2 separate regions of the Homo sapiens genome follow, and region 1 is linked to region 2. The links are chromatin loops, found by intact Hi-C in ENCODE. Cell type or tissue: sigmoid colon. All regions are shown on one strand. Links, peaks and the distances in the headings refer to the core of each region. The heading gives the core; the rest is flanking DNA.

Evidence for each region. A loop is a pair of places that touch in the nucleus more often than their neighbours do. Peaks named below come from ENCODE experiments on the same cell type or tissue, not always from the same donor. Only the 100,000 strongest peaks of a DNase experiment are listed, where the experiment ranks them.
Region 1: a loop joins it to region 2, with 2.7 times the contacts of the local background. A loop is called at or near these places in 12 of 110 quality-filtered maps.

Annotation. Positions count from the first base shown.
Region 1 is chr17:1,434,767-1,440,141 of GRCh38, forward strand. It overlaps CRK (CRK proto-oncogene, adaptor protein), which reads right to left. Exons shown (of 3, transcript NM_016823.4): 2 at 1,854-2,389. Among named protein-coding and RNA genes, the nearest start is that of CRK-AS1, 13 kb to the left of the region's middle. RefSeq lists an enhancer at 3,989-4,283. In sigmoid colon, for the core only: no CTCF peak of the experiment used is centred there; no DNase peak of the experiment used is centred there; H3K4me3 peaks cover 419 bases.
Region 2 is chr17:1,362,985-1,368,359 of GRCh38, forward strand. YWHAE (tyrosine 3-monooxygenase/tryptophan 5-monooxygenase activation protein epsilon) reads right to left here. Exons shown (of 6, transcript NM_006761.5): 2 at 1,875-2,074. Among named protein-coding and RNA genes, the nearest start is that of YWHAE, 35 kb to the right of the region's middle. In sigmoid colon, for the core only: a CTCF peak has its summit at 2,609 (motif pointing right); DNase peaks (open chromatin) are centred at 192 and 2,667; H3K4me3 peaks cover 358 bases; H3K27ac peaks cover 363 bases.

The DNA.
Region 1 (5,375 bases), core at 294-5,293, 72 kb after region 2:
AGTGAGATTTCGTCTCAAAAAGAACCAAAAAAAAAAAAAAAAATCCAAAAAAACCCAATACCCAAATCAAAAAGGAAAACTTACTAAAATCATAAAACTAGTTTTCTACTCAAATCTTTATTTAATGAGATTTGTGTTTCACAGCAGGTAGAGAAGCTCAACCATTTTTTTGAGCAGTAAAGCCTCTAATTAAGGCAGGCATGATTAAATCTCTGAGAAAGGAAATGCAAATAGAAGCAAAATTCACATGATAACTGGTTTCTCCTGGGTCAGCTGGCTTGTTCCATGGCTTTTTTTCTTTTTCTTTTTTTGAGACAGAGTCTCACCCTGTCGCCCAGGCTGGAGTGCAGTGTCATGATCTCAGCTCACTTCAGCCATGACCTTTCAGGCTCAGGTGATCCTCCCTCCTCAGCCTCCCAAGTAGCTGGGACCACAGGCACGTGCCACCATGCCCAGCTAATTTTTTGTAGAGATGGTGTTTTGCCATGTTGCCTAGGCCGGTCTCCAACTCCTGAGCTCAAGTGATCTGCCCACCTCGGCCTCCCAAGGTGCTGGGATTACAGGTATGAGCCACACGCCCAGCCTTTGTTCCATGTTTTCATACTTACTTCAACCCAGTGCTAATAAAGTCTGTAATAAATGTCAAGAGTTACATCTAGTGACTCAGTAAGGCCAGATAAAAATAAAAAAAAGCAGAGAGGAAAAAAAAAAAAGAAAATAAAAAGGAGTAAGATCCATCATACACACAGCACCATGCCAGATGTTACCGTCATCTGAACTCACAGGAAGACCTGAGGGTAGAAATCTATTTTCCTCCAAACAGGGAATGGGAACAAGAGGCAGTGATAACTCTGACAACATACATTCCATTTCTCATTCAAGCCAGGACTGCAGGTGCATGCCACCACGCCTGGTGATTTTTTTTTTTCACTTTTTGTTAAAAAAAGCTGAGGTCTATGTTTCCCAGACTGGTCTTGAACACCTGGTCTCAAGTGGTCTTCCTGCCTTAGCCTCCCAGAGCACTAGGATTACAAGTGTGAGCCACTGTGCCCAGTCTGTACTAGCTTTTACACTGAACCATCAATTCTTCTGAAAAGAAAGGAAGGGAGAGAGGGAGGAAGGAAGAAGAAAGGAAGGAGGTAGGAGAGCAAGGTGTGAGCGTGGAAGAGAGGAATAAAGGAATTAACACCATGTAATGGCTGGCCAGAAGGAAGTGGGCTGCCAAAGATATTTCATCAGTAAAGGCAAAAATTAATTCCTGAGGAAGAACTGGCTTTTTGAATGATTTAGAAAGACCCGTGCACCTGCCACTCCTCGGAATGAGGACTTCTGGGTGTGCATCTCTTCAAACCTCTACTAGGCCTATTTCCTCCCGGATTCTACTCAATGAACATTAGTGGTAAGGAACTTCAAGTCCCCTGAAGCAAAAACAAGTTTTTGCGGGAAAATTCCATTTAAGTGCTTTGATAGAGACCACTTATTACACTCAAATCCATCTGAACCCACCTTCTTTTAGACAACGACAAACAGAAAGCAAGAAACAGATGAGGATGTAGATGAGGAAAAACATTTGAGGTTAATTCCTGTGAATTCAGGTGGTGTTATTAAAGTAGTCCAAGTGTGTTTAGTAGATCAATTAAGAACATTCAGTTATACAGTTTTAAGCTTACTCATTCCCAAACAGGTTTTCTATGAAGAAGAGAAAACCCAACATTCAATGCCAACATCAGTGCTTAGCGGCTTGCCATCTACAACATCCCAATGCTGTAGTCAGCATTGCTACAAAGCTCTAAGAGGACCGAGAGGAGACCCTGCAGCAGATCTCTTCTTTCTACATTGTGCACGTTATGTACCTCCAAAGCCAAGGCTGTCTTGTCGTAGGCATTGGGGACTCGCTTCTGGATAACCCTGGCATATATGGGCCCATTCTGGAGGTTAGGGAGCGGAGTGTTGACGCTGGGTTGGGCATAGGGCCCAGGCTCCGGCCCACCCAGTGGCTGTGGGTGGGAACCCTCCTGGTTACCTCCAATCAGAGCCGATACTGAGGCGGAGGCAGGTCTATACTTCTCGACGTAAGGGACTGGAATCATCCCTCTCTTGCCTTCGCTGTCCTCCGCATTCCACCACTGCTCTTCAGGCTTGTCCCGGATTCTCAAGATGTCTCCTTTCTTAAAGGGAAGATCTTCCTCATCATTCCCATTAAAGTCAAAGAGGGCTCGCACATACTCCGCCTCCTCCTGCCTGAGAATCACTCCACTACCCTGCCTGGATCTGGAAACTGGTTCTATCAACGTTGTAGTGTCCAAATAGTGTATTTTGTAGAATTCCAGTAAAGCAGGCAATGAATCAAACTCTTGATCTCCTATTCGGAGTCTGGAGGGGCTCACCCCTGGAAAAAACAGAGCAGGCTGTTATTTAATGATGTACTACACTGGAAATGAAATGCAGATTTTATTTTTATTTTTTTTAGAGTTGGGATCTCACTATGTTACCCAGGCTGGTCTTGACCTCCGGGGCTCAAGTGATCCTCTCACCACAAACTCCTGAGTAGCTGGGACTACAGGAGCCCACCACTGTGCCTGGCCGAAATGGAGCTTTCATGCATGCCTCATACACATTTAGTCAAGATTTAATCAGCAAAAAAAACTCTAGAAAAAATAACCCCTTCTCTTCACAGCACACCAACATCACATTTGGAAGCTGAAACATCCCCTGGGAAGAAAGATGCCCATCACTACAGCCCCAGGGAAGGATGAGGAGGCCAGGAGACTAGGCTGATCAGGACGTGCTCTCATACTTGATCAACGACGGGGGCTTTCACTGCATTCTCCAAATATGTTCTGTCGCTACCCCATTTACAGAGCAGTGTAAGCCTCAAGGTTCTGTTGCATGTTTTTTTTTTTTTGAGACCAAATCTCACTGTGTCGCCCAGGCTGGAGTGTAGTGGCGTGATCTCTGCTCACTGCAACCTCTGCCTCCCGGGTTCAAGCGATTCTCCCGTCTCAGCCTCCTGAGTAGCTAGGATTACAGGCTCCCACCACCATGACAAGCTAATTTTTTTTTTTTTTTTTGTATTTTTAGTAGAGACGGGGTTTCACCATGTTGGCCAGGCTGGTCTCAAACTCCTGATCTCAGGTGATCCACCCACCTCAGCCTCCCAAAGTGCTGGGATTACAGGTGTGAGCTACTGCGCCTGGCCTGCATCTACTTTTCAACCTCAGGAAATGTAGCAAGCTCTTGTTTTTCATGGGTCCCTGCTGCTGTTCAGAAGGTGGAGAGAGCTTGTGTCTGCACTGAGCTCACACATTTTTTCTCTTCACATCTAGAATGTATAATTCCGAAGAAGAAAAACTATCTCTTGTTGTGGTTTTCGTTGTTTTTGGGACAGAGTCTCGCTGTGTCGCTCAAGCTGGAGTGCAGTGGCACAATCACAGCTTACTGCAGCCTTGACCTCCCAGGCTCAAGTAATCCTCCCACTTCAGCCTCCTGAGCAGCTGGGACTACAGGCACGCTCAACCATATCTGGGTAATTTTTAAATATTTTGTAGAGATGGGGTTTCACTATGTTGCCCAGGCTAGTCTCAAACACCTGGGCTCAAGCAATCCTTCGGCCTCAACCTTCCAAAGTGTTGGGATTACAGGGATGAGCCACAGTGCCTGGCCTCTGGTATCTTTTTAAATCTAAGATAGGTGATCTCAATTTTATCTTTGACAGCTAAAAGGTAAAAGAACCAAGAAGCTGAACTGAAAAACTAAGGGGCTAACTGCTTAAAAATCAATTCCCGAGATCGTAAATAAAACAGAAACTAGACTGTTCGCTATGAAGCAAACAGGTCATTAAAAAAAAAATGCTTGGGGAAATAAAGGGTTAAAACACTCAACATCTGATAACACACTGAGGATCCAGAGAAAGAACATATTACAAACGCTTAAAATTCCTAAGACACGAGTGTGTATGGTGGCCCTACATACCATAGTTCAGAATGGATTTATTCTATGCTGAGATTCTAAAACTCAAGGAAAATAAATGAACACAGTCAAACAAAACGAGTAAATTCAAACAAGAGTCAAAGTTTCTTTAAAAAAAAAAAAATGAGTCAGGGTTTTGCTGTGTCACGCAGGCTGGAGTGCAGTGGCATGATCATAGCTAACTGCAGCCTCAGCCTCAAGCAAGCCTCCCACCCAGCCTCACGAATAGCTTCAAATACAGGCACACGCCACCACGCCCGGCTAATTTTTGTATTTTTTGTAGAGATGGGGTTTCACCACGTTGCCCAGACTGGTGAACTCCCGGGATTGTTAGGATTTCGGCTTCCCCAAGTTTTGGGATCATAGGTGTGGGACACCACGACGGAGTCTCGCTCTGTCCCCCAGGCTGGCGTGCAGTGGCACAATCTCGACTCAGTGCAAGCTTCGCCTCCCGGGTTCACGTCATTCTCCTGCCTCAGCCTCCCGAGTAGCTGGGACTACAGGCACCCGCCACCATGCCTGGCTAATTTTTTTTGTATTTTTAATAGAGACGGGGTTTTACCGTGTTAGCCAGGATGGTCTCGATCTCCTGACCTAGTGATCCACCCGCCTCGGCCTCCCAAAGTGCTGGGATTGATTACAGGTGTGGGCCACTGCACCCGGCCACAAAGTTTCTAATTAGGAATGCAAACCTTTAACTCCCACTCGGCTAAGCACCCAAAACAGCAAACTATTTTCATTGGATTTTTCACATTATGGTTTCCTGAAGAAGTAATAAACAACTCTCTAATAATAACAACTAGTAAACATTCTCCATAGAGAATGAGTTTTAGCTGGGCACGGTTGCTCACATCTCTAACCCCAGCACTTAGGGAAGCTGAGGCAGGTGGATCCCTGGAGCTCAGGAGTTCAAGACCAACCCGGGCAACATGGCTGTCACTGCAAAAAACTTAAAAAATTAGCTGGGCATGGTGGCACACTTTTGTAGTCCCAGCTACTCAGGACACTCAGGTAGGGGGATGGCTTGAGCCTGGAAGGTCAAGGCTACAGTGAGCCATGATCACGCCACTGCACTCCAGCCTGGGCAACAGAGCAAGACTCTGTGTCAAACAAACAAAAAAAAGAAAATGAATTTTGTTGGGCGTGGTGCCTCACACCTGTAATCCTAGAACTTTAGGAGGCTGAGGTGGGAGGATCACTTAAGTGCAGGATTTTGAGACCAGCGTAGGCAACACAGCCAAGACCTCATCACTACAAAAATTATTTAAAAATTAGCCAGGTTGGACAGGCGCGGTGGCTCACGCCTGTAATCCCAGCACTTTGGGAGGCTGAGGCAGGTGGATCACAAGGTCAGGAGATCAAGACCATCCTGGCTAACACGGTGAAACCCCGTCTCTACTAAAAAT
Region 2 (5,375 bases), core at 115-5,114:
GATCTCTACACCCTTCTCCCAGATTCACTGAGTATCTACAGCAAACCCACCCAATACCTGAGATCACACCAAGGTATGGTGCAGCCATGTTCCATTCAACAGAGTTCTTTGCTCTCTACTCCTAGACTTTCACTTGTCCACACCCATGACCATGCTGCTCCATACTAGAAGTCTGAATTGCAACACTCCACTCTTGGCCCGTGGCTTCCTTTTTCAGTTCCTCTTCTCTTATTATTTCTATTTAGGGACTCATCAGGACATCTGGACTCTTTATTTTTTACTTTTTCTTTCTTTGATTCAGAGTTTCCCTCTTGTTGCCAAGGCTGGATGGAGTGCAGTGGCTCGACGTTGGCTCATTGCAACCTCCACCTCCTGGGTTCAAGCGATTCTCCTGTCTCAGCCTCCCGAGTAGCTGGGATTACAGGTGCCCGCCACCATGCCTGGCTAATTTTTGTATTTTTAGTGGAGACGGGGTTTCACCATGTCGGTCAGGCTGCTCTCGAACTCCTCACCTCAGGTACCTGCCCGCCTTGGCCTCCCAAAGTGCTGGGATTACAGGCATGAGCCACCACGGAAGGCCCCAGCTCACAACTTTCTATGTGACCTCAGGTATGTCAAACACCCAAAACCCTGGTTTGTGCATTCATAGTTGGGATAATACCTCCCCCTTCCAGTGCCATTTTAAAGATTTCATGTACTACCTTGCACAAATACATGTAACAAAAATATTTCTCTACTCAGGACAGTGCCCAGTACAGCTGGCGAGTCAGTAACTGTGGTTCCCCCACCCTTCCCTCCCCCAACCAACCTCACTTTCCACCTGCCCTGTAATTCTCTTCCCTGTTCTTTCCTGTATTTACGTGCCTGTCTCTTCTACTAGAATCGGTTACTCAACAGCAGCACTCCCGACAGTTTGTTGTGGGGCCCGTGCTGTGCCCAGTAGAATGGTTAGCAGCACCCCAGTCCCCACCCCACTAGATGCTAGGAACACCCTCCAGAAGTTGTGACAATCAAAAGTATTTCTAGACATTGTTAAACGTTCTCTGAAGTACAAAAGCACCTCTAATTGAAAACTGCTGCATTACAGTGATGGCTGTCCAACTTTTTTTTAACAAGACCTACAATAAGAAACATTTTATATATGTATATACACCCACAGTAAGTAAAATAACTTCATTAAATAATCCTCAGGGAAAAAAAAAGAGGAATCAGACAAATTAACCCAATATATTGGTTTTTGGGTGCTTTTTTTTTTTTTTAGATGGAGTCTCGCGCTCTGTCACCCAGGCTGGAGTGCAGCAGTGCGATCTCGGCTCACCGCAAGCTCCGCCTCCCGGATTCACACCATTCTCCTGCCTCAGCCTCCCGAGTAGCTGGGACCACAGGCTCCCGCCACCACGCCCAGCTAATGTTTTGTATTTTTAGTAGAGACGGGGTTTCACCATGTTAGCCAGGATGGTCTCGATCTCCTGACCTCGTGATCCGCCCACCTCAGCCTCCCAAAGTGCTGGGATTACAGGCCTGAGCCACCGCGCCTGGCCAACCCACCATATTTTTTTAAAAAACAGTCATCATTTTGCTTGAAAATACAATAGTTCCCCCTTATCCAAGAGGGATCCATTGAGACCTGCCAGTGGATGTGATGAAACCATGGAAAATACCAAACCTGATACAGACTATGTTTTGTCCTCATGCATAGCCACGGGTAAGTTTAACTTATAAACCAGGCACAAAGATCAATATCAGAAACATTATAACATACTGTAATACAAGTTATATGAATGTAGTCTCCTTTTCTCTCAAAATCTTAAGTGTACCGTCCTACAGGTAACTCAAACTGTGGATAAGGGGGGATGATGGCACAACAATCTCACCATTTGCCGATATTCCCGAATCATTTTTAGCTTGTCTTCTCCTCCCTTGTTTTCTTCTTTCTGTTCAATGCTGCTGATTATTCTCCAGGAGGCTCTTCTAGCTCCAATCACATTCTTATATGCAACAGATAGGAGGTTTCTTTCTTCAACTGTCAGCTCCACATCCATCCCTGCTACTTTCTTCATTGACTCCACCATTTCTGTATGGGAAAAGGAAAAGTCAGACCTTACAAATTTGAAGTTTTCTTAACATATTCCTTTCAAAGTAGTTTTTTTCTGTCAAGCTACTGCGAAAAAAACATTTTAACAAAAATAATTTCATAATCATCAAAACTAATATGAGTAAAAAGCCAAAAACATGTAAAGGAAACCAAACTAAGAGCCAATACAAAGACTCCAGAAGGTAGTTAGGTGGAGTGAGAAAGACTTCATATACTATCTAATATAATTTAGTGTGGTCTGAAAGCACCTCTCATTAAATAAGGTAATTAGGCACACCTAACTATTTTCCAGCAAAAAAAAATGAGCTGTCAGTTTAAGAGAAAGATTAAGAATTTACAGGTTCTAAAATGTATTGTCTCACAAATAAATAGTATTTCCAAAAATACAAAAGGAAGGGGAATTTGTTCATACAGCAAAAATATACGGAGTATATGGTTGGCCACCAACAGACTTTGGATGTTTTCTATCCTTCCTCGTATGAAGCTCCTTCATTGGTAAAACTTCTGATGATTCCTACTTGTTACCACTAGGTGGCGAGCAAAGAAAGGGGCCCAGAAAAGCCTTGGCATCTACCGCAAGCATAGGGAAACACAACGGCGTGTGAATGCAAAGCGCCACAAACAGCACAAGAAATAGTAACTGAATAAATACATTAATAAAAACTTATTTTTGATGCCATATTACCATGTGGCTCTCCAACATTACCCACGTTTCAATCTTTGGTGATGAGACTCAAGAATCTGCATTTTAGGGCCAGGAGTAAGTGGCTCATACCCCTAGCACTTTGAGAGCTGAGGCAGGAGAATCACTCGAGCTCAGGAGTTCGAGACCCTGTCTCTAAAAAATAAAAACAGAGGCTGGGCACAGTGGCTCATGCCTGTAAATCCCAGCACTTTGGCAGGCCGAGGTGGCACATCACCAGGTCAAGAGATAAAGACTATCCTGGCCAACATGGTGAAACACTGTCTCTACTAAAAATACAAAAATTAGCTGGGCGTGGTGATGCACGCCTGTAGTCCCAGGTACTCTAGAGACTGAGACAGGAGAATCGCTTGAACCCAGAAGGTGGAGATTGCAGTGAGCCAAGATCATGCCGCTGCACTCCAGCCCAGCAACAGAGACTCCACCTCAAAAAAAAAAAAATAGAATAAATAAAATAAAAATAAAAATAAAAATAGGCTGGATGTAGTGGCTCATGCATATAATCCCAGAACTGTGGGAGGCCAAGGTGGGCAGATCATTTGAGGTCACGAATTCAAGGCCAGCCTGGCCAACGTGGTGAAACGGTCTCTACTAAAAATACAAAAATTAGCTGCGTTTGGTGGTGCGCGCCTGTAATTACAGCTACTTGGGAAGCTGAGGCAGCAGAATTGCTTGAACCCAGGAGGCAGAGATTGCAACTGAGATCGCCCCACTGTATGCCACCTGGGGCAACAGAGCAGACTCCATCTCAAAAAAAACCAAAAGAAAGAATCTGCATTTAAATAAGCATCCTTAGCTTTCATTAACACCCTAAGCATAAGCATACCTTAACTAATAGGTATGAAAGAGATGGTGACTTCATAAAACACTACTAAATTGGACGGGCACGGTGGATCACACCTGTAATCTCAGCACTTTGGGAGGCCAAGGTGGGTGGATCGCCTGAGGTCAGGAGTTCGAGACCAGCCTGGCCAACATGGTGAAACCCGTCTCTACTAAAAATACAAAAATTAGCTGGGCATGGTGGTGCACGCTTGTAATCCCAGCTACCAGGAAGGCTGAGGCAGGAGAACTGCTTGAACCTGGGAGGCAGAGGTTGCAGTGAGCTGAGATTGCACCACTGCATTCCAGCCTGGGTGACAGAGTGAGACTCCGTTTCAAAAAAAAACACAAAACAAAAACCAAAACACTATTAAATTAAGGGGAGTGTGCCTAATGTATCCAGGAAAATATGTTTCAAAAATTAATCCTTTCGGGAATATAAAAAAAATTAAGCCATATTTTGTAAAGTCTCTTCGAAAAATATTCGGCAATGTTTTAATAAACATGTACCATATGACTCAGCAATCCCAATTCTATGCATCATCCAGAAGAAAAATAATCTTTACAAAGACTTTTACACACTCACTCACAGCAACTCTATTCATAATAGCCAAAAAGTGGAAACCCCTCAAATGTGCATCCAGAGGGGAAATGTATAAGCACACTGATGTTCACATATGTAAGATGGGATACCACTCAAAAATAAAGAATTAACTGTCCATGCACAGTGGCTCACATCTGTAATCCCAGCATTTGGGGAGGCCAAGACAGGAGGATTACTTGAGCCCAGTAGTTTGAGACCAACCTGGGCAACATGGTGAGACTCTGCCTCTACAAAAATTAGCTGGGTGTGGTGGTGTGTGCCTGCGGTCTCAACTACTCAGGAGATTAAGGCAAGAGAACTGCTTGACCCCAGGAATTCAGGCCTGCAGTGAGCTATTAGGTTGGTACAAAAGTAATTGCGCATTTTGCCAGCAAAAACCACAATTACTTTGTATAATCCTAACGCTGTACTCCAGCTTGGATGACAAAGCGAGAGACTCTGTGTCCAGAAAGAGAAGAGGAGACGGGAGGGGAGAAAAATAATTAACTGATACAAGCAACAATATGGAAGAATCTGAAAAACATCATATTAAGTGAAAAGAGTCAGATTAAAAGGATTTTATCATTCCATTTATATCAAATTGCAAAAAACACAAACTAAAAAGACAGAAAGCAAATGGTTATCAAGGTACAGAGGTGAACTGAGGGGCTTTTGTGCAAAGGACAGGTCACAGAATTGTACATGTAAAAGTGGCACGTTTAACTGTACACCTCAAGCTGATTTTTTAAATGCAATTCTGAACCATTAAAGAAGGATGACATGTTGGGTGCTGTGGCTCACACCTGTCATCTTAGCACTTTGGGAGGCTGAGGCAGGTGGATCACCTGAGGTCAGGAGTTCAAGACCAGCCTGGCCAACATGGTGACACCCCGTCTCTACTAAAAATATAAAAATTAGGCCAGGCACGGTGACTCACGCCTGTAATCCCAACACTTTGGGAGGCCGAGGCAGGCAGATCACCTGAGGTCGGGAGATCGAGACCAGCCTGACCAGCATGGAGAAACTAAAAATACAAAAAAATTTGCCAGACGTGGTGGCACATGCCTGTAATCCCAGCTACTCGAGGCTGAGGCGAGAGAATTGCTTGAACTCGGGAGGCGGAGGTTGCACTGAGTGGAGATCGCGCCACTGTACTCCAGTCTGGGCAACAA